2 separate regions of the Mus musculus genome follow, and region 1 is linked to region 2. A link is a loop called in an ENCODE intact Hi-C map of the cell type or tissue named here. Cell type or tissue: heart. All regions are shown on one strand. Links, peaks and the distances in the headings refer to the core of each region. The heading gives the core; the rest is flanking DNA.

Region 1 (15,901 bases), core at 2,572-10,571, 57 kb after region 2:
CCGGCCAGCTGAGCCTGTTTGTCTGTGTGTTCAGCTCTTGGTCCATAGCAGCAGGTATTCAAGATACACTGTCCCCACAGGCTAGGAACCCCCAGCACAGGTGAAGTTTGCAGAGTCTAGTTGACCTGCAGTTTGAGTTCTCTTCAAGTCAGGGGCATTGAAAAGCCCAGTGCTGCACAGGAGTGTGGTCAGTGGAGAACTGTGAGATGCTTGGATGCTGGGGCCCTGAAAAGCTGTCTCTGGAGCTAGCTGTAGCCATGTTGGCCCTTCAGAAGCAGGGGCAGTCACAGGGCATTGAATGGAGGATTAGGGACTGAGTCACCTACGCTAATAGCTCTTAAGCCTCAGAAGGAAAGAGTGTTGCTGGGTCAGCAGACCCCCCCCCCCCTTTCTCCTCACCTGTGGCTTAGTCCTCTTGCTTGTGTCACCACAGCCTAGCTGAGGACGTCAAGGGACGTCACTCCTTTCCTTCCTTACAGGCCTAATGTTTGCTACACATAACATGCTCTTATTAGGTGCTGTGGCGTCTCAGGGCAGCAGACAAATGAACGAGAGAGAAGCAGCAGTTAGCTCCTCGCTGCGCCTGCCCTGCTCAGCCCTGCCTTCAATGTGGAAACGGAGCTAGCAAAGAGGCAGGGCTGAGGAAAGCTAACCCTGAGGCTTGGGGGCTCCTGCCCTCAGTAGTCTTTCAGGAAGAATCTATGGAAGTCTAAGTCTCACAGGAGCCTAGGTGGCCAGGAGGGCACCTGCAGGCCTCAGACAGATAGCCCCAAGGGCCTTGTGGGCAGGCCTATGAGTCTGGTTGGCCGGCATTGAGGAACCACTGTGGGTCCCAGACAGGGAGGGTACAAAATTGCACCTGTGCTCTAGGTAGGTGCTTGAAGTCTGGTGAAGGATGGGGGAGCAGATGGGTTACAGCCTTTCCTGGCGGTGCCTCAGTGCCCCATCACCTCAGCCATGGAAATCCCAGGCCAGGGAAGAGGCATAACAGAGCATGGGGTGTGTGTGTGTTTCAGCAGCTACAGAGGGGAAGGTTAGGAAACAAAGATGCACAAGGACATTCCACTCACTGGTTGTGGCCCAGCCAGTCATCTCCCATCTTCCACTTCCTTACTGTGGATATGACATGTAGCCTCAGGACGCAGGTCCTGACTAGTCTTACCAAGCTGTGTGCTCCAGCAGTCACCTGACCCTGGCCTCTTCCTGCCAAAACTCCAGAAAAAATCCCTGTCCTAACTTCCTCCAGTCAGGGTCACTGAGCTCCATTCATAGATGCTGGCTATAGCTGAGGACGCTGTATTCAAGCTGAAGAAGGGCCTTGTGTGCCGAGTGTGCTGGGCTGAGTCCAGGTAGGGAAGAGATCAGAACATGGCCCACGGCAGTCTGCAAATGAGTGTGGGTGGGTCCAACTTTGGCTCAGCAGTCACTGAGCCTCAGTTTTACTATCTGTAAAAGGGTACCTCTAGAGGCTGCTCAGCCCAGACATGATGATATCCAGCAGCTATTGGAGCTGTGGCCAGGCTCAGCCTCAGGGTCTTGGCTCCCAGCAGGAGTCACCTGAATTTCTGTGATATGCACTGAAAGGATGCATGCCGCCATCTCAGACAGCCCCCCTGCCTCCAGCCAGAAACCATCTGATCTGTCACTGTGATTGACGCCTGTTGGGGAGCTGGCACTGTTTCCTCCCTCACCCCACTTTTTCCCAGCCATATGCAAATGATTTCAGTTCAAGGCACGCGCTAATGGAAATCCTAACACATTAATAAATGTTTAGTGGGAGAGAGAGCATGCATGATCATAAGCAATTAGACACTCGACGGAGGAGTTGTGTTGGCACAACTGTCTGGCTCCCTTCTTCATTCCCCCTTCATCTCCATAGAGGCAGAGGGGGTGGGGAGGGCCTGGACCTTGCCTGGCTCCCTCTTTCATCTCCACAGTGGCAGAGGAAGCCTGGAAGGGCCTGGACCTGGCCTGGCCTCTGCCACTCACTTTGCCCCCATCTCTTCATCCCAGCAGTGGGCATGCTACCACCAGCCTCACATGGACATCTTCAGCATGCCTCCATCTCCCTGCTTCTGCCTGTTAAGAGAGTGGGGGAGGGGTGCTGTGTGCTGTCTGTCCCTGGGCAGTGGCATCAGGAGGACTCTAGGGATTACAAGTCTAGGTGCCCTCATGGCTGGAAGCCCCTGGGCCCTGGAACCTACTGCTCTCCCAGCCATAACCAACACAGGGGTATGCGAAATAGTTTCCCAATGCGTGTGAGTTCTCCTTCCAGATTCTGCCTGAGACCCACAGCGTTCTGTGGATCCCAACTGGAGCCCCCGCGCTTCGTGCCCTGGAGAAAAGGAAAGGGGCCACAAGGCCGAGCACCCGGTGGGAACGCTCCTGGGCTCCAAGCACAAGACTGTCAAGATGGATCCTCATTAAACCAAAATAAACAACAACAAAAACACCCCTGCCCTGCCCCTGCCCATGGTGCCATTTGATTAGATTACATTTTAAGAGCACGTAAAAGCAATGTTCCTTTCGGATCAAATTAGAAACAGGTGCACTTTTGCATAAGGAAATTAAGTTGCAGACAATATGAGGATTTGCTAAAACGCAGACACTGATGAAAACGAGTAGCCCTTTTATTTGTCGTTATTGAGGCAATCTGTTGGCAACGTGTGCACGGTAATGGTCTGACGGATCTACGGACTCCAGCAGGCTGCTATGAACACATGAGCCCTTCTAAAAGTAACAGATTTTTTTTTTTCTTAGAAAATATGTGTGTGTTCTCTTCCCCGTCTCCTGGTGCTATTTACAAGGAATGAAATGCCATAAATAGGAAATCTGTGGTTACACAAGGCAGCCCCCCCCCCCTTTGCAACATACAAACTTCATCTGGGCAGGAGACGTGTTCTGAGGGTTTAATTCCTTCTCCCAACAGTCTGGGGACAGCAAGGAGACCATGGGAGCCGTGGTCCCAGAGGCTGTCGCTGCTCACGGGCCAGTGTCGTCGATACGCCTTCGGCAGTAAGGGCAGCAGGCGTGCTGGAGCACAAGCAGTTCGTAGTCCTCTGAATGGAACATCTGAGGAGAGGCAGACAGCCCGTGATACAGGGAGGCAGGGCCAGCTCAAGCCCTGAGCCTGGCAGGGCTGGGACATGCTGCCCTGAGGCCTGGAGGGCTCTTTATCTGAATGAGGTTCACAGGTAGAGCATCCCTCACTCAGGGGAGTGCAGAGCAGGAACCAGCTAAGGTCCACTGCAGCCAGCTGGGCAGATGCAAGTGAGAGGGCAGGCTGTGGGCAGCTCACAATTCCCCCTATACGCCCAGCTTCCCAAAGGAGATAGGGAGAATGGAGGGGCAGAAGAGGCGACCTGAATGGAGGAGCTGTAGGCCGGGTACCTGAAAGCAGGAGGGGCACATGGTGATGGAGGCATCAGGCAACAGCGAGCGGAAATATTGCCATTGCAGCGGCGGGGGCCAGCGCTTGATGAGAACATCTCTTCGGCTCATGGAGCGTAGTACTGACCGGTTCACCACCACAGGCACAAACTCAGAGCTACCTTGCTGGGGGGTGGGGGGGATGGGGGAGGTGTACATGGGCGATATGCCCTTGGCCTGATCCCAGGGTCCTTGGTGGCCAAAGGGACACTACCACCTCTTACCTTCAGCCACCCCTAACAGTAACATGCTCCCTGCCAGCACTGGAGTGCTCTCAGAACCACAGTCATTAGAGAAAGCCATCTCGTTCTCTTTCTCACTGCCACACTAACTGAGGGTGGGTCCCTGTGTGCCTGGGGAAAGCACTGGCTGCACCATCTCACCTCAAAGCTCAGCTTGGCTGTAAATGGGTCATCTTCTCCTATGGAGTCCATGGTCTCGTCCAGCTTCAACGTCTGGGAATCTGGAGGGGTCTGGTCAAGGGTGGAGCCTGAAGCCCAGTAAGGTACAGGTACAACACCCTCCAGCCCACACAGCGACTCCCAGGAGCTCAGCTAGGTGCTGCCTCTCACAGACTTGGGGGGAGTGGTACAGTGGCTGGAAGAGACCTCCAGATGGAACAGGGGAAAGAGAGAGAAGGGGTCCTATCATCCAGTCACACCGTGGCTCACAGGAAGTGTCCATCCAGGAGTCCTGAGTGGGTGCAGCCATAGGCCTAGAGCTGCCACTTGAGGAACTCAGCAGTCACAGCCATGGAGGGAAGGGCAAGAACCATCACGGGACCCCATCCTATGAGCCTTCCCTCTGCCCAGTGGTGTTGGAGCTGGCTAAAGCACAAGTAGGAGGGCCTCACGTAGGAATGTGGTGGGTGTGGCCAACTGTCCTTCGAGGACCAGGGGTGTTGAAATACCTACCGCCTGTCCTAGAGCCTCAGCCATATTACTGGTGTTCCCCCTCTGTCACTGCTATGGAGGTGGGATGAAGTACCCAAGGAAAGCAGAACCAAGGGGTGCAGAGGCCTCCGGACAGTGGGATGGGCACCTGGGAGCCTCACACTCAATTCTCTCAGCTTGAGTACTGATTGCTACCACTGCATGAAAAAGCTACCTGAGGAGAAACCTAGGGATTCCCCCAAGTTTATATCCTACAGCTCCGCTTAGCTGTGGGCAGAAGCAGGAGCAGTGCCTTGAGGAACAGGGCAGGGCAGATGAAGATGAAGGGGACACTCTCCCTGTGCCTGCAGGCCCTGGCCGCTCTGCCCCCTCTGCTGTTGGTCCTCACTATGTGAGGACCTCCCCAGTCTTTCTTGATCTGATCCTTTTGTCCCTGCCTGCTGCCACAGTCCATGCTGCGTCCCCTCCCTGCCTCCCTACCCCTGCCTGGCCAGAGCCAAGAGCACAGGATACTGTTGCTTGAGGTCTCTCGCCACTTGCCCTCCCTCTTGTGTCTTGGTGCCTCCAGATCGATGAGGGCAACAGCTTCTTCGTCAGTGATCCCCTCTTCCAGGTAGAATTCCACCAGGTGCAGCACCTCTGGGGGGACAGGGAGGGGCTGGGGGATGGCTTCAGGAGAGCTTTGGGGCTGTCACTCACACCAGGTGAGCAGGTGGAACAGCCAGAGCATGTCCCCTTTCCCAAGCAGCCACTATGCAGGCAAGGGACACAGTGCATGTGGGGAGGGCCAGGTCTCCAGCAGCCCCTCCCCCACATAGCTGTTTTAAAAGAGGTGGACTGCTCCCTCAGCCTCTCAGACCCCAGCTGAGAGTGGGACTTCTGGCTGGGGACATGCTGGGCCTTGCCTCCGTGGATTCTGACAGCAATTCTGCATCTGAGGCATGGTGGCATCACCTTCTGCACAATGTCACGTGTCTGTAAAGCAGTGGGGAGCTCACCATAGGAAGAGGCGGAGAAGATGAAGGGCTGGCGGCAGTTGATGCAGACGTTGCCAAGGTTGTTCAGCAGCGGGTTGTTGGTAGAACAGCGGTAGCACAAGGGTACCAGCTCCTATAGAGCAAGGTCACGTCTGCCCAGGCTGAACCAGAAGTGTGCATACCTCCATCTCCTCCCAGGGTCAAAGATGGCATGCTGTGGAGAGGCTGGCCAACTAAGACTACACCTGAGGCTCACTAGCCCAGACACCTGCTCCAAGCCAGGCCTTAGCAGGACGCTATCTTCAAAGGAACAACTGTATCCACTGTCAACTCCTGCCACTTGCCAGGTCTAGGCACTGTGTCAGATACATCACTTATGCTGCACAAGTACCCCCTACCACCTGTGGGTAAGGGTTTATACATACCCACCTGACAGAGCAGGAAACTGAGGCACTGAAAGCCTAAGGCACAGCTAGGAAGAACCCAGTCTATCCCAGTGCACTGGCAGGGGAGCCAAGGCCACAGCAGCCATCTTCCAACAGAACCAGACTAGGTTCAAAGGCACGCAGGCCCTTACCTCACTGTCATGGAAGGGCTTGGAGCGGATGGTCAGGGTGCCCAGCTCAATGGACTTCTGGATCCTGGCGGGGATCTGCAGCCCCCGTAGCTTGTCATAGGCATGCCGGGCCAGCTTGTAAGCACCCAGAGCCTTGCTCTGCTTAGCCAGTGTGAAGAGTGTATTCCTGCCATTGGCAAGGTTAAGGACAAAAGAGGTGTGACCTGGAGCCAGCACTACCCACTACTGGGCTAGAAAGCATCTTGTGTCAGTAGTCACTTCTGTGTTTCTATTGGACAGCACCAGGGGAGGCTCAGAACCCAAGTTAACCATCCTGTAAATCAACCGAACTCCTGGGACAAGATAGTCTCGGGTACCCAGGGTAGCAGGGATAGCTATGATGGCTCCTTTGGTGAGCCTGGCCTGCCAGTGAAAGGCGTTATCACAGTGAAGGTCCTTGTCTGGGGTGTTTCCCCTGAAGAATAAATAATGGACCATCCAGGAAATGGGTTCTTAATGGTGAGCTGGGGGTGCTTTTCTGGGGCAGGCTCCTACAGGAGGCAGCCGGCCAGCTGGGTGAAGCAGGACATGAAGTTACTTTCAGGCCTGTGAAATGCTGGACTACAACCCCTCTGTGGCTCTCACTAGCAGAGAAGTAGACTCACAGGATTTGAAGTAACCCACATAGGAGCTGGGCTTGTCCACACCCATCTCATGGGGCCTTGCTATAGGCCCCACCCTATTTACAGTCTTCCCTGCTATAGCACCCGCCCTATCTACAGTCTTCCCTGCTATAGCCCCCGCCCTATCTACAGTCTTCCCTGCTATAGCCCCCACCCTATCTACAGTCTTCCCTGCTATAGCCCCCACCCTATCTACAGTCTTCCCTGCTATAGCCCCCGCCCTATCTACAGTCTTCCCTGATATAGCCCCCGCCCTATCTACAGTCTTCCCTGCTATAGCACCTGCCCTATCTACAGTCTTCCCTGCTATAGCACCTGCCCTATCTACAGTCTTCCCTGCTATAGCCCCCCGCCCTATCTACAGTCTTCCCTGCTATAGCCCCCCGCCCTATCTACAGTCTTCCCTGCTATAGCACCCGCCCTATCTACAGTCTTCCCTGCTATAGCCCTCACCCTATCTACAGTCTTCCCTGCTATAGAACCCACCCTATCTACAGTCTTCCCTGCTATAGCCCCACCCTATCTACAGTCTTTCCTGCTATAGCACCCGCCCTATCTACAGTCTTCCCTGCTATAGCCCCCACCCTATCTACAGTCTTCCCTGCTATAGCACCCGCCCTATCTACAGTCTTCCCTGCTATAGAACCTGCCCTATCTACAGTCTTCCCTGCTATAGCCCCCGCCCTATCTACAGTCTTCCCTGCTATAGCCCCCGCCCTATCTACAGTCTTCCCTGCTATAGCACCCGCCCTATCTACAGTCTTCCCTGCTATAGCCCCACCCTATCTACAGTCTTCCCTGCTATAGCACCAGCCTTATCTACAGTCTTCCCTGCTATAGCACCCGCCCTATCTACAGTCTTCCCTGCTATAGCCCCCACCCTATCTACAGTCTTCCCTGCTATAGCCCCCCGCCCTATCTACAGTCTTCCCTGCTATAGCCCCCCGCCCTATCTACAGTCTTCCCTGCTATAGCACCTGCCCTATCTACAGTCTTCCCTGCTATAGCCCTCACCCTATCTACAGTCTTCCCTGCTATAGCACCCGCCCTATCTACAGTCTTCCCTGCTATAGCCCCCGCCCTATCTACAGTCTTCCCTGCTATAGCCCCCACCCTATCTACAGTCTTCCCTGCTATAGCCCTCACCCTATCTACAGTCGTCCCTGCTATAGCCCCCGCCCTATCTACAGTCTTCCCTGCTATAGCACCCGCCCTATCTACAGTCTTCCCTGCTATAGCACCTGCCCTATCTACAGTCTTCCCTGCTATAGCACCTGCCCTATCTACAGTCTTCCCTGCTATAGCACCTGCCCTATCTACAGTCTTCCCTGCTATAGCCCCCACCCTATCTACAGTCTTCCCTGCTATAGCCCCCCGCCCTATCTACAGTCTTCCCTGCTATAGCCCCCCACCCTATCTACAGTCTTCCCTGCTATAGCACCTGCCCTATCTACAGTCTTCCCTGCTATAGCCCTCACCCTATCTACAGTCTTCCCTGCTATAGAACCCACCCTATCTACAGTCTTCCCTGCTATAGCCCCACCCTATCTACAGTCTTCCCTGCTATAGCACCCGCCCTATCTACAGTCTTCCCTGCTATAGCCCCCGCCCTATCTACAGTCTTCCCTGCTATAGCACCCGCCCTATCTACAGTCTTCCCTGCTATAGAACCTGCCCTATCTACAGTCTTCCCTGCTATAGCCCCCCGCCCTATCTACAGTCTTCCCTGCTATAGCACCTGCCCTATCTACAGTCTTCCCTGCTATAGCCCTCACCCTATCTACAGTCTTCCCTGCTATAGAACCCACCCTATCTACAGTCTTCCCTGCTATAGCCCCACCCTATCTACAGTCTTCCCTGCTATAGCCCCCGCCCTATCTACAGTCTTCCCTGCTATAGCCCCCGACCTATCTACAGTCTTTCTTGCTGCCCCTGACTAGACCCAGCCTTACCTCTGTCTTACTTTTGGGCACAGGGTACAAATCTCAGAAACAGTCTTGCCTCTTGTCACCCCTACTAGATGACAGCTTTGTCACCTTGACTGACATGGTCCAGATCCAGAAGGCTTCCAGTTCTCAGTCCCACCCTCCTTTGTGGGTTCTGGGAGGCCTGGGACAGGTGCTGATCAGGATTGCAGACTAGGCACAGCTAGACAACCCTGAAAGCCAAGCTCCCCTTGGCACTGGCTGCTCAGCTGCCCAGCCGAGCCTTTCCCCACTCCCCAGTGGCTGCTAAGAGAGGAGCTTCTGCCAGTAAAGTGCTCTGTGGAGCACTGGGGCCATTAGACAGCGGGCAGGGAGGGAGGTGGGGGAGGATACACTTTGGAGATACCCAAGGGGGTGGCCTTGGTCAGGCTGTGCAGCAAGAACTTGGAGATGTTGAAGAGGGTTTCAGGGAGGTCAAAGCTGAATGGCTCCTCCTGCAGCAAAAGAACAGGTATAACGATCCCCACTGGAATGAGTAGGGCACACTGACCACCTACCGCATGCCGGCCATCACCGCATGCCCGCCACCACAGCTGGCCCCACTAGCTTTCAACACAGGCTTGTGGGCCATTACTTTCAGTCACACTGTACCAGAGAGGAATGTGTCCTGATAAAGGACAGCCCATGTTACTCGAAGACTAGGGCAGAGTGGAGATTCGAACTCAGAGCTGACCCCTCAACCCTGAAGAATGTGCTTCTCTCAGCTCTGGTGTCCCTGGGGATGCTCTGCTTCCTGAGCTCAAGGCCTTTCTGGGAATGAGGACATGACCTAGTGGGGAGCTTAACTCCTTCCTGCAGGACACAGTAAGGCTCTTCTTTATTCTTCAACAGCTACCGAAGCAAAATGTGCCACCAAAGGCACACAGTGCCCAGGCTGGCCCAAGCTCTAACAGGTCTCCATGACCACTGGCCATGAACAGACCTGTACTCGGGGGCTGCCTGCAGTACAGCCCACCCCATCAGGGAAGGCCTGTGCATGAAGACCTGCTTTGAGGGAGCCTGACACTGCAATCTAGCTACAAGTGCAAACTTCAGATGTTCACAGGCTGGCCAGCTCCCGCCCACTGGAAGCTCTCCGTAAAGGTTTAGGACCTCTGTAACAGCCACCAGGACAGGCCCTCATGAGGCCCAAAGCTGAGAGAAGTGACTTTCTACTTTGGTTCAGAGCCCAGTGACTTCTCCTGAATTCCTAGTTACATTTCTTTCAGGGGTTGTTTGTTTGTTTTTTCCCCTTTCCTCCTTTTTGCTTTTGAGAAAAGGTCTTTATCTTAGGTTGGCCTGAATCTCCCTTAGGTAGCTAGGATGACCGTCCTGCCTCCATCTCCTGAGTGCTGGTTTGCCCATTTGCATTTCTACAGTTTCTGTTGGCTCCAGGAACTGAAAGAAACTCGTGCTCTCCTGGGTGTGAGCTGGAAGAGTCCAGGCCTAGGGAAGCAATAGTCTGGGTCACCAATGCTTCTCTAGGGAAGAAGCAATGAGCCGCAGGAAAAATCTGTGTCCCTCTCTGCCTTCTTTTTTCTTTAATTTTAATTTATTTATTTATTTTTTTTGTTGTTGTTTTTCTGAGACAGGGTTTCTCTGTGTAGCCCTGGCTGTCCTGGAACTCACTTTGTAGACCAGGCTGGCCTCGAACTCAGAAATCCGCCTGCCTCTGCCTCCCGAGTGCTGGGATTAAAGGCGTGCGCACCTCCTCTCTGCCTTCTTAGGAGCGGCTCCTGCTTGGCCCCAATGTCAACTCCTCCACTGTGCTGGCCACCAGGCCTTTGCCAGACCATAGTCTGCCTGCCACAAATCCTTTCCCCTCCCCTTCTTCACTTGTGCCCCTCTTTGGTGGAGGGATCACCTCCTCTCAAAGAAGCCACCTCAAAGCTTTTCCCATGAGGGGCTGTCCTGCTTACTATAGGGGGTGGGGGTGGGGTTTCTTGTGGCAGGGACTATGTCTTGCTTATCACTGTGTCCCAGGCCTCATCACAGGGACTGTCACACACAGGCACTGGTTGGGGGAATAGCCCAAAGCTTAGGCCTGGATGCCAGCCTGGGGCCCATGGGTGGCCCCTAGCTCAGTACCATGTGCATCAAGAACAGAGCTCAGCTGTTAGGTGAGAAGACCCCTGCACAGACACAGTGAGCAGGGAGAAGCCCGAGAGCTGGCAATCAGAAGACCAGGGCTAGGCACCCAAGGCAGCTCAGCACACCCAGCCTAGGCTGGACTGCCTCCAACACCAGCGCCCATCTTCATAGTTTCTCAGCTGTTTGAGACAAGGGGCCTAAATGAAAGACGGGTCTGCTTGAGCCCATAGATGCTGCTGGCAAAGAGATGGTCCCAGTGCAAAGAATAGGCCAAGTGGGACCCAATGTTTCCCTGAGACTTGGACAGTGCAGAGAGAACACAGACAAGGAGCGGGACTCTTGGGGAAAGCAGGGCCTCTGACACTGGACGGAGGTGAGCGGTCTCCTATAGAAGCTGCTCTGAAACCTGAGGTAGAAAGGGGACCAGAGTCACATTTCCAAAGTGAATGCACTGGGCCCTCTGAGCTACCCCAGCTACCATCTCCATTCCATAGAGATGGAGACTAAGCACAGATATGCAGGATTTCCCAAGTCACACATCAGAGTGGGACACCCAGGCATCCAGAGATAGCTTGTGAACCCACATCCTAGAAGCTGAGAGCACAGACTGCAATCAGCAGAGACTCAAGCCCAGGCTCTGCCACTTACTGATGGGCCCCATGGGTCAGGGGACACTATGGCTCTTCTCTGTGTGGCACCTGGCATTCCTCATCTGCAGAGGTACTTATCTCATAGTGTGGCTGAAGGATGATATCAGTCCATATGACAAAGCCTACAACACAGAGCAGGAACTTGCTAATGGGAGCCGGGGGACCCTGGTGGGGCCCAGCTTGTTGCCACAGGATAAGTTCAGAGTGGGTTAATCAAGACTGGAGGGCTGGGGCTGGTGAGATGGCTCAGTGGGTAAGAGCACCCGACTGCTCTTCCGAAGGTCAGGAGTTCAAATCCCAGCAACCACATGGTGGCTCACAACCATCCATAACAAGATCTGACTCCCTCTTCTGGAGTGTCTGAGGACAGCTACAGTGTACTTACATATAATAAATAAATATTTAAAAAAAATTAAGACTGGAGGGCTGTGGAGACACAGCATGAGGCAGATGGTACCAACAAGGCCTTATCAAAGGAATCATGGAATGGGGCTGGGTAGTAGTGGCACACACCTTCAATCTTAGCACTAGGGAGGCAGAGGCAGACAGATCTCTGTGAGTTTGAGGCTAGCCTGGTCTACAAAGCAAGTTCTAAAACAGCTAGGGTTGTTACACAGAAAAACCCTGTCTCAAAACAAATAACAACAACAACAACAACAAAAAAAAAAAACCAGAAACAAAACAAACATCAGGGAATGGTCTTAACTAATTGTGTGTCTTTGGGATCAGGCTAGCCCTCTTGTTTTACAGAGGAGACTGAGGGCCAAAGACAGAACTTGAGCCTTTGCTGATCTAGAGAGGCATCAAATAGTGAACTCGAAACTGGAAAGGCTCAGCCCTGTACTGTAATTCCGAGCCCCGTGGCAGGTGAGGGAGCAGCGCTTCCCTCCCGAGAAGGGCAGGGCTTCTGGGCAGCTCATCACATACCCCATCTCTCTGAGGCCCTTGCTGAGCATGTGACACCGAAGGTGCTACACCAGTCTCCTTGTCACCCTACCGTGTATCGGTGAATGGTTTGATAGCCATGGTACAGCTCAGCCAGGTGTTGGAAGTGGTGAAACTTGTCCAGCATCGCGTCCTTCTGGGCAGGATCTGCTGTGTGGGAGGAGCACGGGAGGGAAGGAGGGGAAATGTGTCAAGTGATATCTTTTCCTCCTATGCTGCTCCTTGGCTAGGGGCCAAGAGGGCAGCGATGGACAAGTGTCCTGCTTAAGAGTAGTCCATCCTGGATGACAGTAGGCCTTAGCTGGGCAGAGCTCCTGGCCAGGAAACACCTAAGCATAGATCCCTCCCAGCCCTGTCCACTGGGTCAGCACCTGTTATGCCCAGCAGTGGAAACACACCAAAGGATCCTGGTGGGATGGGCAGATGGCATCTTCCCTGGCTCTCTGTGCTCACGCTGCACCTGGGCTTGTCAGCCATTTATCTGAGATGCACATCAATGGCCAGGACAGAAAAACCCCACCTGGCACCTGGGCCTGGCAGCTGTGACTTCAGGGCACACTGTCGCCCTGCACACTCTGCATCCAGTGCCCTTCCACTACTGCACACAGCCTTGGGTACAGCTACCTCCTTCAGAACTTGCCAGGGGATCATGGGAAGCCACATGAATGAAAGCAAGTCTGAAACTGTCCTCCTGCCTGGGATGAGGGAGAGTCTGGAGTGAGTTATTGTAAAGTGATCTCTTCATCTTTTCATTTAATTAAAAAAAATTTTTTTTTTAAGCCAGGGCTCACTTGGGCCCAGCTCCAGGCTCCCAGGTAGCAAGAGAGGGAGATGCTCTGAATTAGCAATGCAGGGTGGGACCTCCTACCCAGAAGACAGACTGCCAGCAAGTCCTACTTACAGGCAAACTTGAAAGAGATGACAGGCCAGATTGTGCCATTGCAAGGCAGGCTCGGGGACAAAACACTCAATAAACAAGCCCAGTGCTTTAATGAAACAGCTCTGCTCTTCTGATTTTATCTGATGCTAAAGAGGGGCCAGGGAAGAGGCCAGCCGGCTGTTGCTCACTCACCTTGAGCCATGTCGAGGCACTGCATGGACAGCATCCAGTAATAATAGGCAGCGTCGTTAAACCTGCTCTCCACCACAGCATTGTGCGTGAGCTGCTCCAGCACCCGGACTGCTTCTCCCTGCCTCCCGGCCTTGTGGAAGGCTAAGGGCCATGAAAGCACACGCATGTCATAGGGAGTCAGCATGGAGCAGGGAGGCTGCAGGGCTTACACGAGACTGCTCAAGAGGGAGGCAGGCCACTCATCGGAGCATCTGGGATGCCTCGCTGCCGAGATGTGCCTCTCAGGCCGCAGGCTATAAATAACCAAGGCTACATCCTGAAATAAGCACGGGGAGATACACTCCTTTTGGCTGGGAAATGGCAACCTACTTTAGCAAGGCACAGCAGAGAGAAAACCTGAAGCACCGAAGCCTGGCACTGCACACAGGGAACTGGACGCCACTCCACTCCACTCCACTCCAGACTGAGACTTTTTCACTCCTGGGTAGCACTAGCAGGTCCCACTATGGAGCCTGGTGGTTCACAAAATCCCTTCACTATTAATTATACACCGAATCCTCAGGACAAAATTCTAAAGATGGAGAACAGCCCCACCCCCCTTACATGAGAATGATGGGCTTTTCCAGGTAGAGATAAAACATCATGCCCAAGGTCAAAGAACAGAAGCCAGCCCAGTACTGAACCCACCTTAAGCTGAGTGCTTTCAGATACCAACCTCGAAAGATCTGGCTCAGCTTGCAAAACCAGACATTTATAAAAACAAGCCTATGGCTAGCAGAAATTTCCTGCACCCCTCACCACCATGTGGCAAATTTCTGGGGACCCTGGGGCTGCCAGAAGACTAAGTCAGAGCTCTGACACCTGACCATGTGTGAGCATCCAAATGACCTACATCTTCAACCTGCAGAGAAGGAAAGGTCTGGCCTTGGTTCATTCTCATCTTCTATCTCTTGTCTGAGTACCAAGTTACTATGGCGATGGATTCTTGGAAGGGCGACAAAGACAGATGGATAGGTTGATGTGTTTTGCCCAAACATGCAGACACTTCAGCAACTGGGTGCTCTGTAAATGCTGAGGCGGTAGAGAACGCGCTGTCCTTCACAGGGGCTTTTAACCAAGGAGCTCCAACAGGGGACATTTGTTCTGCAGTGTGTCAGGAGGTGGTAACTGCTACCACACACAAGTGTAAATGAGATGCTATGGAATATGACCCACCCACTTCAATTAGGAGACTTTCTAAACAGGCGTAAGAATTAGGCTCCCAGTTGGACAGATCTGATTCAATTCCGGCTCTGCTGCTCGCTAGCTTCACACAGCACATGGAGCCTCTGCAACTCTGCAGGGCTGTTGGCAAGATTCAAGGTTATGCAGGTTAAGTGCCCAGCCAGCACCTGCCACAGCGAAGGCGGTCACATCGCTAACTGATGATGAACGCTGTCGGTTAATGTGCCATACTTGCCTTGGCTTCTATTTCAGATGCCGTCACACCCTGTGTACGGCTCATTTCACCAACAGAAGCACCAAGGGGCAGAGAGGCTGCTTGGCTTGCCTGAGTCAGAAACAAAGCCCATTTCATTCTCAGTAGAGGAAAATGAAGGTGAGACTCTGCTAGACAGCAAGGGCTGCCCTCTCACTTTGTCCTGACAATGTATACCTTGGCTCAATCAAGTAACATCGCTGCAGCTTCCCAGCCAGAGGACTACAGGCAAACTCCTTTATCTCCTTCAACATCAGTTTCCTCACTGGCAAATGTAAATAACCGAGGTGTCCATGCCAGAGAGCATCCCGAAGACCAAAGGGAAGGCACAGGTGCAGGTGCTTTGCAAGGTTAACAGGGACCTGCTAAAGAGCAAGGGCCTGTCTGGGGTCCTGGAAGAAGGTCATGCAATGGGCCCAGGGGGCGTGGCCTCAATGTTCCTGTCCTTATTCTAAAGTCTTTCACTAGCACACACATCATGAGCCAGGATGAAGGTACTTGTCCTGGGACCTGCTGAGGAAGGAAGGGGCCAGGCGGCCTCTATACCATGCCTCAGTAGCCTCCCCAGCCCTTTCACAGTGTGCTGTGTGGCCTACCTTTCTGGGCTTCCTCAAAGCGGTCGTTCTCCGCCAGCCACTGCGCGTAGGGCACGTAGACGTCATCCTTGAACTCCGGGTGCTTCTCACCTAACGCAAAGGCCTAGGAGGAGGAAGAGGCAGTCTTAATGAAGCGGGCCCCCTGCCACCCCTGACAATGTGGCACTTGGCTGAATCTGTTAGGGATGTCATATTTTGCCAGCCTGACAACTCAGAGGGGGAGAGCGTCTCCCCCTCCAACCACCCCCAGCAACACAAAAACAAACCAGCTCTTTGAAAACAAAAGGCAATTAACGGCAATATGCAACCGACTGGATTCAATAACAACACAGTCTGTTTCTGGACCACAGAAGCAGCACAAAATCGGAAACATTTTATTTTGAGGGTTTGCGTGGGCTCCTGTAGCGTGGCAAACAGATTTCTTTTAATTGTAGGCGACACCTAAGGAAACAGGATTGACAGCAGCGTCATCACTAGCTGTCAGAGAGGACTGAGGACAATGTTGCATGGGACTCAGTGACTGCTTCATTAAAGCCGCAGCCCACCTGCCTAGGCAGGAGAGCGGTAG
Region 2 (15,901 bases), core at 4,381-12,380:
AAATGTCCCTTTGTAATTAATGAGGTGCCTTGAGAGTTTGTCCTGTGCCAGACATTTGCAAAGCACCTTAGAGCCCAGCTCTCCTTGCCCAAAACAGTAAGATGGCGTTTATCTACATCTACATTGATGCACACGCTTGGAGAAGCCACAGCTCAGTGTCCCGAGTTGGCCTCTGTCACTCAAAGACAGGGTTTCTCATTGAACCAGGGGCTTATTTCCTAGACTGGCTGACAGTGAGCCCCAAGTATTCTCCTGCCTCAGCCTCCCAGTGCTGAGATTATAGGTTCAAGCAGCCAGACCCAGCTTTTCACGTGGCGCTGGGATCTGAACCCAGAGCCTTGTACTTGTGCACTGAGCACTTTAAAAAAAAATGAATCCATTTTAAAGGTGGGAAAACGGAGCCTAAGAATGGCCTAAGATGGCAGGCAGTGAGTGCTCCCAGAATTGTTCCAGTCTAGCGTGAGAACCTTTCAGCCACTCCCAGATGTGGGGCTTCTGCCCTTCCCCTGGGCTGCCATCTTCTGTGGTTTGTCATGTCCTGCATCTTAATTCCTAGGGGCATCCCTTAGGGAGGGGACTAGGCCTGTTGCATAGCCCAAAGAGAGAAGGTATAGACCCTGCCCCAGTATCCCAGAATCCCAGAAAACTCAGGACCTGTGCTGAGCCTCATCCAATAGGAGGGCTCCCTGGAGGTGGTGGCTCTGGACAGCACCTGGAGGATGGCTAGACAGGGAAGGAAGGAATCATGGCAGGGACAAGGTGGTGGCTGACTTAGCCAGCAGGGCTGAGACTGAGAACATAGAGTCCTGTCTGTGGACCAAGTTCTTAGATACCATCCTGCCGGTCCTGAGGAGCCAGTGTGGCCTGAGAGGCTGAGGACGCATGGCTCATTTGGCTCTGGAAAAGTCCGAGCTGCTACCAGTTGCTGGCTAGTTTCCCCTGTGATGGCTGCACCAGGTGATTCCCAAGGCCTTTCCAGCTCCTGACAATGGTGTGAGCATTGCCATGGAAACCAGCTGTCCCTGAGTGGGGACAGCCCCAAGAGTGTCTCGGAGTGCCAGAACAGGAACCAAGCTACCCCAGAACATAGCTTCCTCTTGTCAAAGTCCATGTTGGGGCCACCCAGGTGGGCATCTGGTGGCCCCACTGAAGTAGCTTCCTCTGGTGCTGACACGTGATGTCACCAAGCTCCCAGGCAGCCAGGCCTTTGCTCTCCCAATGCACTGTCCTCAGCTCCAAACCCCATAAATCACATAAGATGGAGGATGGATGGAGGAAGGAAGCCTGCGGCTCTAGTCCAAGGCCTGTGCAGCCCCAGAGGGCCGATCACAGCAGCACTTTAGGCTCAATCAGTAAATAACAGAACTGCAGGTAGTAACCTTGAGTGGAAGCCTCGGGCTGGAGCCATGCTGGGCGCTGGCTAGCTGCCCGAATGGGTCATCTCAGCCCTGTTTGCCTGCTGTGTTATGATGCAGCAGGCCTCAGTTTCTCCACCTGGCTTTTGAGGGCTTGCTAGCACCAAGTGGCTGTGATGGTGGCAGCCGTTGGGAGCCACAGACTGCAGAACCAGCTGACCTGCCTGGAGCCTCGGAAGCCCCAAGTGTGTCAGTACCCAAGGGACTGGGGACTACAGAAGGCCAGAGAGGAGGAAGGCTGCGCTGTAGAGGAGGTGTGAGACTCAGGCTGTTCCTAGCCCTCAAGGGACCGGTAGTGGCCAGCTCCGGAGACACAGCTGGTCCCCTGCAGTGAGGAAGAAGCAGAAAGCCATCTTGCTGGAGGAGGCCTGCCTACTGGAGCTAGCTGGGGGGCAGGGCCTTGGGCTGGGGAGAAACACAGTGCTGCTTATACTACACCACACTGTGTTCCTGGGGGACAAGTTGGGGGGGGGCGGGGAGGATGCTGGGGACTGGGCCAGGCCAGGGAATGAGAAACAGCCTGGAGAAGGGGGAGCTGGGTGCCTGGCTGGCTGTGGTCAGCTAGCCAAACAACCACCGTCTGAGTAAGCTCTGCGGGGTCCAGGCAGCAGCCGCTCAGGCCACCAAACCCGGACTGTGCAGGATGCTAAGAAACTCACGCAGACACCTGGCTGCTGTTGGTACCCAGCGGTCAGCTGGCAGGGCTTCTCCATTCTTGGGCACCCTGACTCTGCCGATGCCCCCAAAGCCACCTGGGAACATTTACTGAGCAGCTGTGAGCTTAGCACCTCTAGTAGTCCTGTGTGGCTGGTGCTGTTACCGTCCCAGCCTCACAGATAAGGAAGCCAGCCAAGGGCTGGGCTGTGTTGTGTGTCTTAAGGAAGGCCCTGCCTGCCTCTGTGCTAGGCAGCTCCTGGAGGTATCGTGATGGCCTTGGGAGGTGCATGGGCTCCTGGGCAGGAACAGTTTCCTCCGAGAGAACCTTCCAGAACTGAGGCTGTCATCTCGTCCCCTGGCCAGAGCTAATACATAGTAGGTTTTAAGGAATCTTTGTGCCTCGGTTTACCCTCAAGTGAGACATTGCGTCCGTGGAGCTGCCATGTCCCAAAGGGCAGCCTGTGCTGAAGCTGGGAGTGGGGCTTTAAGGCTGGATTTCTTAGAGGTGAAGTTCTGCTTCTGATCTCATATCTGTGCAGGCTCCAGACAATTTCTTTTATTCCTGAGACAAATATTAATGCCAAGGGCAGAGAGCCCCAAGCGGCTGGGCTCTGCAGGAAGCTGCTGCCTGCCGAGGTCGCCCTTTCTCCTGGGCCTGCCACCCCCACGTCCTCAGGAGAACCCTGCCCCATCCAGCCTGGATCCCTGTCCTTATCCTTCTGCAGAGATCAGGGCTTGGGAGTCTAGGAGGTGTGACTCCGCGTGGGGCAGAGATGAGGGAGGAGTTGCCCAGAACACAGATCTCAGACCAGCCACAGGTCAGGGTCGCTTTGAGCGAGCCCTTGATGGCTTATGTTCATACTGACGGAATGCTGTTGAACTGCAGAGAGGTCATGGTCTGCTCTGCAGCTGTGTGCGAATGTGTTTTAATAAGCATCATATTTGAATGACTTTCAACTTACAGGACTGTAAGTTATGAAGGCTGGAAGGGTAATCTTTCCCTGTGTCCCTCTCCCCAAGTCCTCTTTGCTAGCATTCCACACTACCACAATACCACACAGTATTGGGCCCCCTCCGACCCTCAGCTAAGCTGCAGAGGCTCCCAGTGGGATGGGGTGTGGCTCTCACAGAGCCCCTGTCTAACAGAGCAGTAGAGGAGAAACCCTCCCATTGGCTGCTGTCAGGGTCGTTAAGAGGGGAGTCTGGACATCTCAGTCGCCTCTGTCATCCCACAGTCAGCTATGTGACACTTCTGAGCAGTTGTGAGCCTTCCGTTCTGGGCCTCAGACAGGAAGGTGTCCCTAGGCCAGGGACAGCTGCACAGTAGTAGGCACCTGGGATGGAACCTGGAGACTACGGCTGCCGTGTCTCATCCTCCTCTGAGTGCCTGCTGCGGAGCTGTAGAGGTCTGGCAGGGTCTGTGGGAAGGCTATGGCGGGCATACTGTAAGCCCTCCTGGAGCTGGCTTCCTGGGAGAGAAGAGCTGTATTCAGCTGCAATTACTGAAGGAGTGAAATCAATAGGGCAGCCCTTTAATGGAGAGTGGGCAGCACTGAGCTTGGCCCCAGGAGGCAGCTGGCTCAACAGGGAGGGGCTGCATGCTCTCAAGGAAGAGCTGAAATCAGTGGCCATTACCTACTCCATTTCAGAGAGGGACAAACTGAGGCTCTTACAGGAAACAGAGCTAGCTGCTAGATTTCGTGCTGCCCCAAACACCTGCCTGCCCTGTGCTACCCACACAATAGGCAGGCCATGAACCTCCCTTGCTTTGCCGGCTCGCCATGGCTGAATTGCCTTTCATCACTGCTTAGAAAGGAAGCGGCTGGATGGGATGTTTACACCTTAGTCAAAATTAATTTCCCTTCTTTAGTAAGTATTCACTCATGAGCTCTCCAGAGGGACCTGTCATGCGCCTAATACACCCGAATAAAGAGAAGTGCTGGCCGTTACAGTATTGTCACACACACACACACACACACACACACACACACACACACACACACAGAATGAGAATGTGTCTGCACACACCTATGGGATGGATGTTCACATGCATGTGGAGGACAGAGAACCTTGGGTGTCGTCCTCACGGGCTTTCCAAAGTGGGCCAGGCTCGCTGGCCAGTGAGCTGCAAGGATCTGCCTGCCACCGCCCCCCCCCGCCCACCCCCCACCCCCCTACCTCCTGAGTTCTGGGAGTCCAAGCCTCTGCCACCAAACACAATTGTTTTTTGTTTGCTTTAATCATGGTTTCTGGGGATTAATCTCAGGTCCTTATGCCTTCAGAGCAAGCTCTTGTCCAACAGAGCCATCTTCTCCTCCCTGGGCTTGTCTTTTTAAGAGTCTCATATTGATTGACTAGAGCCTTGCAGGCTGGGTTACCTGGAGAGGAGGCATGGTGGAGCTGGGCCTAAGGGCCCAGACACTGGCTGCTAAGGGCAGGGCCAGTAGCGGGCTGTGGGACATGGGTGGGATGTTTCAAGAACTGCGGAGAAATGGAGTGGTTGGCCTTAAGTGTGGGTAATGGGCAGAATGGAGGGGAGCCCTGAGCATTCGGTGGGGTGAAATCCCTCTGCACACAGCGAGGACACTGCAGCTGTGTCATGGGGACGGTGTCATGGGGACGGTGGCCTGCTCTGTCCCATTGAGCTAGGAATAGGCTGGGGTTGTGTGGGCCACTTCAGTGAATGAGGTGCTAGGGGAGAAATTCCAGGCTGTGGGGCCCATGGCCCTGATCACCAAGTTCTGCAAGGCCACCCTCAGGGCCTCTGTGGGTGTCCCAGCCCTACTCCTGCAGGAGCCACTTGTAGTCTGAGGGTTTCTGGCCCAGGCAGGCAGCTTCCCTCCACATAGATCATTCCAGCCCCTGTTGCTCACTTCTCCTTTAAAAAAAAAAAAAAAAAGCTTTTTTTTTTTTTAGATTTTATTTTTAGGATAAGAGAAAGAGAGAAAAAAAAAGGTTGGGGGAAAGGCTTTTTCGAAAATTCCTTCGGCACAGAATTAATGGCTTGTGAACGTCAGGGCAGGCTGCGGGAGTCAGTTCCCAGCCTTTCCACAGCCTCCCCTCTCATGGCGGCCCACAAATCACTCCCAGCCCAGCAATGGCTCTGCCTTTCCCAGGACCCACACTCTGGCTGGACAGCCAGGCAGGGCTCAGCGAAGCACCCAGAGCCGACTCTGGGGGTCTCTCGGAGCTCATCTCCCACCACAGGGATTTACAATATTTTAATTTAAAAAGCAACTTATTTAATGACAAAAGTAAGTAATCTGTATTCAGCGAAAGTTATGTAAGTTGTGGGAGACCATGGTCTCAGTGGGACAGGACAGCTGTAGCCCTTGTGCTGCTCCGGGACAGCTGGGGAGGAGCCCCAGCCTGGGGGTCATCTCAGCTCACGTAAGTCCAGGACAAAGGCAAGTGGGTTGGGGCTGAAGCTCGCTCAGGTCAGGAGTCAGAGTGCACAGTGACTCTGTTTGCAGTCTCACTTACTCTCGGTCAGCCAAGGTCTAAGGGTATTAATGGAAAATTCCAGAAATAAACAATTCATGATCTTGAAATTGCTTGCTGTGCTGAGTACCACGGAGAAGTCTTGTGTTGTCCATCCCTACCCTGCCTCTGAGTCTGGGCTCTGTCCAGCGTTTCCACCCTGCCTAAGCTACCCACCTGGTAGCTGCTTAGTAGTCATGGTTCCTGATAGCCTGTCCCCAAATGCCAGAGCTTGGTTTGCATGGTCCTTACTTTTCTTAAAGTGCAAATGTACGGTGGTGGCAATTTGATACATCTCGGAAAGCCATGACGTGCCTGCCTTGGGAGAAGGGGTGGAAATTCTTGCTGCCGAGGTCTGTGGTGCAAGATTGTGAGCCAGAGCCCACACTTACTGTGCTCCATTGCAGTGTTCCTCGATTGTCCCACTATTGCCTCCCTTACAGAGACGACTGATAAACTCTCATTGGGAGAGACTATGGGACCAAACTGAGTATATAGGATTTGGTCCTTGTGTTTTCTGACATTCCCCAGAGGCCTTGGGATGTGTTCCTGTCAGGCGCTGCTGTGCAGGAACCTGATAGACAGGGACAGGAGCAGAGACAGTGGCCCTGAGGCAGGACCGGCGTGTGAGGCACAGATACAGGTTAGATGGTGGCATGAAGACCTGAGAGAGCTGAGCTGAGGGCTGGGGTCAGAGAAGCCCCCTTGAGGTGGCCACAAGCTTCAGAGTAGGCAGCTTCTGTGTGCAGGGCAAATATTCTGCCATCGAACTTATCCCAGCATCTCAGACTCCACCCATGTAGGAGCGTGTGTCTGGGGGTCAGAGGACAACTTTCAGGAGTCTGGTCTGGAGTTCTACTTTGAGGAAGTGGCTTTCTTGTTGCTCATGTGAAGTTGGGATGAGTCTCCTGTCTCTGTCTACCATCTCTCCATAAGAGTCCTGGGGTTAAGAGGTGACACACTCAGGTCATTAGGCCTGTGTGACAAGCACCCACCCGTACCCCTGCACCATCTCATTAGCCACCCCCCCATCCCATTCACCTTTCTTTTTTTTTTCTTTCAATTTTTGGTTTTTATTTTTAATTTTTTTATTTAAGTTAATTTCATACAAAATATTTTGATCCTATTCTTTCCCCTCCCACATTCCTCCCAGATCCTCCCAATCTCTCTACCCACCCGGGTCTTCTCTCTCACTAGCTTGGAACTCACCAAACATCCATGATGGTTGGCTAGTAGTTCCCAGGGAACCACCTGTCTGCCCCTGCAGCACTGGGATCCCACGAGTGCAACACTGTATCTGGCTTTCAAACTCTGTGTCATCACGCTTGTGTAGCAAATACTTTACAGACTGAGCCATTCCACAGCCTTCACATCCATTCCGTTATTGGATTAGCACCAGTCATAGCTGACAGCCAGTGGTACCTGCTTAAGTCTGACCCAGCACCAGCTGAAGACCTTGACCTCTGCAAACTCAGTCCACCACTGATCTTGTCTCAACTCCCAAAGGGGAAGTATGTGCACACGCCCATTTTATAGCTGAGTAAAGTGAGGCTCAGAAAAGCAAAGTAACATGCCAGGGTCAGCCATAGCAACCCTCAAGGACACAATTTACCCATGGGTTTTAGACCAGGGCACTTCAGCCCCAATCCATAGCTGTGTGTGTGTGGGGGGGGGGGGCGGGGCGGGCGGGCTGGCCTACTCCAAAATTGTCCCAAGAAACCTAGGGAATGGGAAGAGATGCTAGAACTGTGGGGGAAACACAGTGGAGATGGAAGGGACGCCTCTTGGGTGTCACTTCAGTAGTGAACTAAGGCAAGGATGACCTCAGTGACCAGATATGGGCTCTTCTGGCCTCTCTGCTGTGTGTGGCCAGGAGGAATGCTGTGGCCAGGTATGTGGCTGTGCCGTAATGCTCAGGCTGGGCTGAAATTCCCAGGGTCAGGGAAGTCTCCTGCCTCAGCTTCCCCAGTGTCTGGGACTGCAAGTAATGTACCCCTGTACCTTTGGTCACTTAAAAGGTCCAGTTTAAGACCAGTCTTGCCAGCTTGTCTTGCCTCCCTCCCTCCCTTCCCCACCCCCAGTCTATTCCCCACATATCTTAAACACCAGCCATCTCCTACGAGTAGCTGTGTCACCCAAGGTCAAGGCTAGACCTGGGTAGCATCTGGGGATCTATTTAACCGGGCCTCTGTTTGTGTCAAGCAGGGTCTGAGAGCTGGGGTCTGCCTGTGTGAACAAGCAGGGAGCCAGAGAAGGTTCCAGAGCTGAGTCTAACCTGCCTGTCTTCACAGCTGCAGCCGGAGCAACTGGATTGCGGAGCGGCCCACCTGCAGCACCCACTGACCATCCTGCAGCCGCTGAGGGCATCGCCCGTGTTCCGTGCTCCAGGGCTCACGGCCGTGGCTGTGGCCAGTGCCAACAACTACACGGCCGTCTTTCTGGGCACCGCCACAGGGAGGCTCCTCAAGGTAAGGGTGCTCCACGGGAGCTCCCTGGGAAGGGCCACAGAGGGCCAGAGTCCCCCTGCTTTCTTCAGTTTTCCCTCTGGGCCTCCACAGCGGCCTGTCAAGGAGGGAGGAACTGACCTGAGCGATGTCTGCACATTGTCTGCTTTCAGCATCTCCTAGCCTGGGGCCTGCTGCCTGCCCTGCCGCATCTTGACCTTTGCAGTGCACAGGCTCCCCCTGGGCCTCTGTTTCTCTACTGGCTGCAGTTGTTGGGAGACAACAGAGCTGCTGGCCACCCCTTCAGGGGTCCACTTTCTGGATTAACCATGAGGCCTTGCAAGTTCCAGAGCTAAGGGAGGGCAAGGAGCTGCTTTTCCTACCTGAGAGCCGACTGGACACCCCTGCTCGCCGCCTCTCCACCTCTCTGTCAGACTTGCAGCCAGGCCCAGCCTAATTGATTCAGAGTCCATAATCTAATTCCCTTTGGCAGCTGCCTGGGTGGGATGGGGTTGGGGCTTGGGCCTCACAGGCCTAGAACCACCTGTGGTGACCAGGGAGAAGGCAGGGCCCCGGTTACTCAGCCTTGACCCACCCGGGCTCAGCTTTGGTGGCCAGATGTGTAGCTTCTGCTTTTAACTGTTACTACTCGCTGTGTGACCTAAGGACATAGCTTATCTCCTCTGGACTCCGGGCTCTCCATCCATTGAGGAGGAATGAGACAGAGCAGGACTGTGGTCAGAGCCCTCTCCCGCTTCTACCCACAAAACTGCAGTCATTAGGCACCTGCTGTTTACCCTGTGCCTCAGGGTACTTCACAGGCACCGCGTCCTTTAGCTCTAACGTCGAGCCAAGGATTCTATTCCACAGAAGCAGGCCGCTGAGGTCCTTCAACAAAGTGACTAGAGATAGCTAGAGATGGGGTCGTTGCTTTTTCATTTTTAATTGATTTCTATGTGCCATGCTTGGGATGGGATACAGAGCCTCAGCTGGGCCCCCAGGACTCAGTGAACACTGAGGAAGTGGAAATGAGTTGGCTGTCTGTTTGGTGTCTAGGGTAGGCGGGCATGGTGTGAGCCACGGCCAAGGCCCTCCCAGCATCCCAAGAGGCTTCCTGGTAACATCTCAGAGGCCTAGCCCGAGCCTGGGGGGACCTGGGGAGGGCACAGTGTTGACCTGGCACACTCCAGAATAAAAAGGGTAGAGGGCTGTCGGGAAGGCGTGTGGCAAAGGTGAGGCAGGCCTGACTAGGCAAGGTGTATGATGTGTAACAGTGGAAGCAAAGTGGGAATGAGGAGGGGGTGTGGCTAGGGGTGTGGCTAGGAGGTGTGGCTAGGTGGATCCTCAAGCCATCAAATGCCACAGCCAGTTTCTTTCTGCAGGGAACCTCTGCAGGTTTTAGAAACCCAGAGAAAGGTGAGTGGGAGGCCCCATAGGTGTCCAGACTGCAGTAGCGTCTTGGAGCCTTGAGCACCCAGCCTGTGAGGATGAAAGGGGACACAGACAGCGGGGCTTTGCCAGTCCCTGGAGAACCATGCAGAGGGGCCTGGGACCTCGCCCAGGACTCTGCTTGTCTTATCTCCTGTATCCCCACAGCCCCGTGGAACGATGGCCATCCTGACTCTTATTCACTGGGGAAACTGAGGCTCAGGGAGGGAAACCAACTCATTTGGATTATAGTGCATGTCAGAAATAGAATTCAAGCCTTGCTATTAGCCATGACAACCAGCAGCCTCCCAGAGAATGGTTTGGGAACTACAGCCCACACATACCTGGGGGAGATGTTGGAGTCTAGCAGGACGGGAGTCCCTGATGGGGGCGCTGTTGAGTCAGTGAGAATGGCGCATGCGCACTCCACTTAGGAGCCCCCCCTTTCCCTTTCACCCTGGAACATCTGAGCAGGAGGGGAGAGGAGACTCCAACCCTGGGAAAGCCTGACCTCGTGGGTGGCAGTCCCCGGCACCAGTAGGTGATGGCCTTTCCTTCCACAGATCAGCCTGAACGAGAGCATGCAGGTAGTAAGCAGGCGAGTGCTGACTGTAGCCTATGGGGAGCCTGTGCATCACGTCATGCAGTTTGACCCCATGGATCCTGGTTACCTATACCTGATGACATCCCACCAGGTGAGGAACCATAGCCAGCCAGCTTTGGTGCCAGGCCTTTGCGCATGCTGACCCTCCTGTCGGGGACACCTCCTTCCCCACCTCCATCTTTGCCCACACGCTGCTTCAAAGAGGCTATATTTCCCCCACATACCCTCTACTAATACCTCCAGAGTTAGCTACCCTAGCCTCACGAGGGAGAGGTGGCTCCCTTGCTCAGCTGGGCCCCCTCTGCCTACAGATGGCCCGAGTGAAGGTGGCAGCGTGTGAGGTACACTCCACCTGCGGGGACTGCGTGGGTGCGGCCGATGCCTACTGTGGTTGGTGCACTCTGGAGACCCGGTGAGGCCCCTCAGCCGACGGCAGGGCAGGGAGGGCTGTAGGGGCGGTGGCCGTGGCCTAGGACCTGACCCCACGGTGCCTGCAGGTGCACACTCCAGCAGGATTGCACCAACTCCAGCCAGCCACATTTCTGGACCAGTGCCAGTGAGGGCCCCAGCCGCTGCCCTGCCATGACAGTACTGCCCTCGGAGATTGATGTGCACCGGGACTACACAGTGAGTGGAGCCACACCAGCCTAAAGCCCACGGGCACAACCAGCGGCAGCCAGGCTTTAGGAAGCTCACAGCAAGGGCCAGGCACCATCTCCGGCTGGGCCACCTCTTCAAGGTTCTGCCTTGGCCTCTTGCAAGACCTAGTCAACAGTTAGGACCATGCAACCTGAGTACATAGCAGTGCACAGGGCCACTGCTGGCGTTTAAATGGCAGTTTCTGAATATGCTGACTTGGGACACCCAGATAGAAAATTAACCCTTCTTGTCTTCTTCCGGGAGTGTTAGTGGCCATCACTTATCCCTGATATGGGACAGACAGGGCTGGTGGCTAGTTCATGCCTGCAGCAAGGTGGGTGGCCCAACAGCTAGGGCCCTCCCAGCCCCTCCTCACTGACTCCTCTAAGGACAGGGCCATCCTATGTCACCCCAAGGGGTTCCAGTGGTCCAACTGGTCTACTCCACCAGGTCACATGTCAGTCCTGCCCTGGCCTCATCCCTGGGCAGCCTGGGATAGGCACAGTCACTCATCCCCTTGTCCATTCACATTGTACTGAGCACTTACTGGGTGCCGTGTGAGTACATACTCTGGGGACCAACCCTTGGCCTGGGAGGAGCTGAAGTGCTCTTGAAGGGAGAGAATAGGACAGGTAAAATATAGAGGTGGGATTGCATGCAGAATAGAGTCAGGTGGGGCACAATGGTAGGCAAGAAAACGGTGCCCACCAGCCTTGCTCTGGGAGAGGGTGTGGAGTATGAGGAAGATAGCTTCATAGCAAACTACAGTCCAGGGGCCCTAAGGTGGGAGTGAGGTCCACGTGTCTGGGGTTGGAGAGTGGGGGCCTAGCAAGCGTGTGCTGCAGAGGCCTTCTGTTTTGAGATACCATAGCCCAGTCCAGCCTTGTACTTGTAGCAATCCTCCTGCCCCAGCTTCCCAAGTGCTGGGATTGCAAGCTGTGTCGCAACGCCTGGTTGACAGAGCCTGTGTGACCTCTGAGATGAGGAGCCTCAAGTGGAAACACTAAAGCCCCAGGGTGTCGTCCGAGTAGAGAGCCTTGGCTTCCCTCGAGACAAACCGTTGTGTTTTTTGTTTTGTTTTGTTTTTTTCGGAGAGACACTCAGGCAGGATCAGACAGATGCTCTGCGATAGGATCTGTAAGGGGCACAACCTGGGCCTCACCTGAGGGCATCTCTCCCCCAGGGTATGATCTTACAGATCTCAGGAAGCCTGCCCAGCCTCAGCGGCATGGAGATGGCTTGTGACTATGGAAATGGCGTTCGAACGGTGGCCCGGGTACCTGGCCCTGCCTATGATCATCAGATTGCCTACTGCAATCTCCTGCCCAGGGCCCAGTTTCCATCCTTTCCTGCTGGCCAGGGTGAGTGCCTGGCTGTGATGCCAGCCCAAGGGTGGGACCCTGCCAGCATCACCTGTGGATGACGACATTTGTATCTCTGATTACTTTCCAGACCACGTGACCGTTGAGATGTCTGTAAGGGTCAAAGGACACAACATTGTCTCAGCCAATTTCACCATCTACGACTGCAGCCGAATTGGACAAGTCTACCCCCATACAGCGTAAGTGGGCAGCGGGAGGGGGAACAGGCCCCACACAACTTGGAGAACAGCTTCAGACCCTGGAACACACAACAGACGGGATGCAGTACACACAACAGACAGGATCCCATACCTTTCCCTTGCATGTAGCAAGCTTTGACCAGCCAGGCCCTGCAAACTGACACCAGACTGGCAGAGGCAGACTAAAAGAGTCTACCTGTTTCTCCCTTGCATACCTCTCATTAGTGGAAAGCTCACTACCAAGCAAGATGGCCCATCTGCCCCCTTTCTCCAAGGCACTAGGGTCATCCTTTCTGAGGGACCCCTTGTCTTCCAGCTGTACCAGCTGCCTGTCCACACAGTGGCCTTGCTCCTGGTGCATCCAGCTGCATTCATGTGTCTCCAACCAGTCTCAGTGCCAGGACTCGCCAAACCCCACGGTAAGTCTTGTCTTGGGTCTACCCCACCCACGGCTTTAGTACCCACTTCTCTTGATTTTAAAGTTACCATAGTCCTGGCATTGCACTAACAGCCCGGGGTGGGGTGGGGCAGGGGACTGACTCATCACTGCGTGTTCAGCCAGTCCCTGTGGCTGGGCAAGCTGGTGGCCTTTTTTCCTCCCCTGCCCTTGAATCTCTCTGGGTAACTACTCCAGGAAAGCTGGTTCTTAGAGGCGACACTTCAGGGCTACAGTGTGACCTTCTGGAAAGTCCGAGCCAGGCTGAAGCTGTGCCCTTCATCCACAGCAGATACTAAGGGTGGAACATTGTCATCCCCTGTTTACGGTTTCTCAGACACTTCAATCTTTTGTCCCTATGGCTGTAAGAGGAGGTGGCTTATTCAAGACCACCTACCTGGGAGGCCTTGAACCCAAATCCCTCTGCCTTTCTTTGAAATATAGAGTTAGGTACTAAGACCCATGGCTCTGTTCCCATGGTATGTCACCTTCACCCTGGAAGGCTCCTCCCTCTTTCAGGGGTCACACGTGAAATTCCCAGACCTTAGCAGGGGAGTAGCGGTGCCTCGAGCTTAGACATACCTCCCCTTGCTTTATGTCAGGGCTGTGCACCCTGGGAGGGGCTGCCACAGCCTCAGCCGGACCCTCAGGCCAGCCTTCAGCAGCATGCAGAAACCACACCCAGCTCACAGAGTGCACACAGAACAGGGCTTCTCACTGACAGGCCCAGGAGTGGCCTATGGTCATACTGAGAGACGCTCTGGGTGTTGGGATATGGTTAGTCTAGGCCCATTATCCCTGTGGCTCTGGGGTTGGGGGGCATCCTAGTTATGACATGTCCTTACCTACAACCCTAAGCTGCATACACAGCAGGGACTTGGTGGCTGCTGAAGACCAGAAGTATCCATTGCATCTGCCTGGTACATGCCAACCCTGAAGGACCAGGGGCCCACCTTACAATCCACCAGCGCTCACTGAGTGCTGCTTGTATACTGAAGTCTGTGCTAAGCACTGGGGAAAAGCCAATTAGATGTAGTTCTGTCTTTCCTACCACAGGCTCAAAGCCTTAGCTCTGACCTGTGGCTGTGTGATCCCAGGCAAGCTGCTGACCCTTTCTGTGTCTTTCTCCCTCTGTAAAGTGAGGCCCACAGCAAGGGCTAAATTAGATATCTGGAATTACTCCAGGAGGCACCAGCCCTATACTTGGCACCTAGATGATTTTAGAATCTGTGGCTACTGTGCATGGGTGCCCAGCAGAGACATCTCCTAAAAGGATTTTGTGTGGGTCTTGACACCTGCATAGGAGCTCAGCAGCTGGGAGGTGTGTCTGATGCTGGCAGTCGGCTTGTTCTCCAGGTCTGCAGCTCTCCCTCAGGGCAGGAGTGGGCCAGCCCCAGAGGGGCTGTCGGAGAGCATTACTGTAATCTGGCAGGAGAAGAGGCAGCTTCACCAAGGCCTGTGCAAGGGTCTGAACCAGTGCTCGACTTGGCATTTAATTAAGTGCCAGTTAGCTGTGGAGGCGCCAGGCCTCCCAGGCAGACGGCAGGCAAGAGGGTCTGCATATCCTCCGGGACCCCTGGCTCCTGGAAAGGGGGCCCTGAAGGTTGTGCTTGCAGCCACGTGCACGTGGTCCCAGTGGCTCCCACGGGGAGGCTGCTAGGGTTGGCTCCGGGGTTGGGATGAGAAGAGGCAGGAAGGTGCCAGGTGTTCCGGGGCCAGTGTTGCCTCTCAGAGCCTAGTGCTCCCAGGGCAACATGATGTCAAGCTCTGGAAGCAGGATGGGAAGCGGTAGCTGGATCAGAGCCTGGTGTGTTCCAAACCACAGGGCGGCACAGTGCTGGAGCCAGTGGCTGAGTGGCTTGATGGGTATTGACAGCCATCACAGACTGCGGGCTGGACCACAGCAAGTGGCAGCAGGCCAGGAGGCCCTGGTCACTGGGTCTATTGATGCTTGTTGGCTGGCTTGGGATGCCAGCGCTTGCCCTCTTGAGCTTGGAGACACTGTAGGAGTCTGGGCACTCCTGCAGCTCCATCTTTCCAGGAGCACGTTTGGGATCCTAGCCACCTAGCATTGCGCCCTGGCAGTTCCAGCTAGGCGAGGAGAGATCTGTGCCAACCTGTGTGAACCAGAGCAGGCTCTGTGCACACCTGCACGATGGTAGCCGCTGACCTCTCCCCGTCTCCTGTGCACTCATCCCTGTCCTACGTGTAACCATACACAGCTTCCCGAGCCTGCAGGTCAGGTCGGCAAATGGGAAAAGCCGTCTGATGGCCTGGGTGGAAACAGGAAAGGGAACCCTGTAAGGGAAAAGCCCAGACTGGCTCTGGCCATGGAGTTAATCAGCTAATGCCTGTGAACAGTCACCTTCAGGCACCGCTGGATCCAGGAGCTCAACGGTGGTGTAAGGGGTTTCTCAATAGACTCTTCGCTGGTCTAGCTTGGTCAGTGTTCCCCTTAAGGGGAATGTCCCCTGTGTTATTAGGAAAGGAACTAGTAGTAACATGAAATATCCCATGACTACCTATCTGTAATGTCAGCACCAGGGAGGCTGAAGCAGGAAATGGCAAATTTGAGGTCAGCTTGGCCCCTGTGGCAAGCACATAGCGGGAGGAAGCTAGAGAGGCTGATGGGAGTGGCAGCCCGCATGTGGGACCCTAGTACTTGAGGCCAGCCTGTCTGAGCAACATACTGAGACGCTGTCTCCAAAGGGAGAGGGCAAAAGGGAGGACAGAGGAAAACCAGTACCCCAGGAGATGTGTCCTTGTCCCAGAGGGTGACCTCATATACACACAGGTGTCCTAGCACTAATTCTTGCCTTGACAGATGTGACCAAGAGACCCCTGGCTAGAGTAGCCTTGGGGTATGGGGTCCCTGTGACGTCTCGCCCCTGTAGGTCAGATATCGAGGTGGCAATAGGTAGAACTTCAAAGCCCCAGCACTGATATTTCCCCAGTATCCTGCTGAGGAATGTGGAGAGAACATAGCCACACCCTCACCTTCTCTGCCCCTCCCCTGTACAGTTTCCTCTGTACAGTGCGGTATGGTCTCTGAGAGCCTCAGAGGCAATTTTTAACCCAGGTCTGGCCTAGTGTTAGTGTCCTGCAAGGTTGAATCCCAAAGAACCCAGCCACGGAAGCGCTTACCTCTGCGCAGTTTCTAGGCACTCTGGGTCTAAGGAGCAGATCCAGGAGGAAGACTCTGCCTAGATGGAACATGTTATCTGTCTCCTTATCTAG

What was found. A loop is a pair of places that touch in the nucleus more often than their neighbours do. Peaks named below come from ENCODE experiments on the same cell type or tissue, not always from the same donor. Only the 100,000 strongest peaks of a DNase experiment are listed, where the experiment ranks them.
Region 1: it touches region 2 in a loop (4-fold over the local background); 4 of 42 quality-filtered maps call a loop at or near these places.

Annotation. Positions count from the first base shown.
Region 1 is chr6:115,913,407-115,929,307 of GRCm38, reverse strand. It overlaps Ift122 (intraflagellar transport 122), which reads right to left. Exons shown (of 29, transcript NM_001167763.1): 20 at 15,334-15,436; 21 at 13,261-13,401; 22 at 12,241-12,335; 23 at 8,857-8,957; 24 at 5,877-6,042; 25 at 5,321-5,432; 26 at 4,836-4,961; 27 at 3,813-3,892; 28 at 3,391-3,555; 29 at 2,609-3,072. The coding sequence ends at 2,983. It also overlaps a transcript of Rho not described here. Among named protein-coding and RNA genes, the nearest start is that of Rho, 11 kb to the left of the region's middle. In heart, for the core only: no CTCF peak of the experiment used is centred there; no DNase peak of the experiment used is centred there; H3K27ac peaks cover 3,750 bases.
Region 2 is chr6:115,972,697-115,988,597 of GRCm38, reverse strand. Plxnd1 (plexin D1) reads left to right here. Exons shown (of 36, transcript NM_026376.3): 2 at 7,844-8,020; 3 at 9,988-10,119; 4 at 10,340-10,440; 5 at 10,526-10,655; 6 at 11,851-12,028; 7 at 12,120-12,228; 8 at 12,545-12,647. Among named protein-coding and RNA genes, the nearest start is that of Plxnd1, 14 kb to the left of the region's middle. In heart, for the core only: CTCF peaks have their summits at 7,975 and 9,784; DNase peaks (open chromatin) are centred at 4,772, 5,447, 5,717, 6,171 and 3 weaker places; H3K27ac peaks cover 3,603 bases.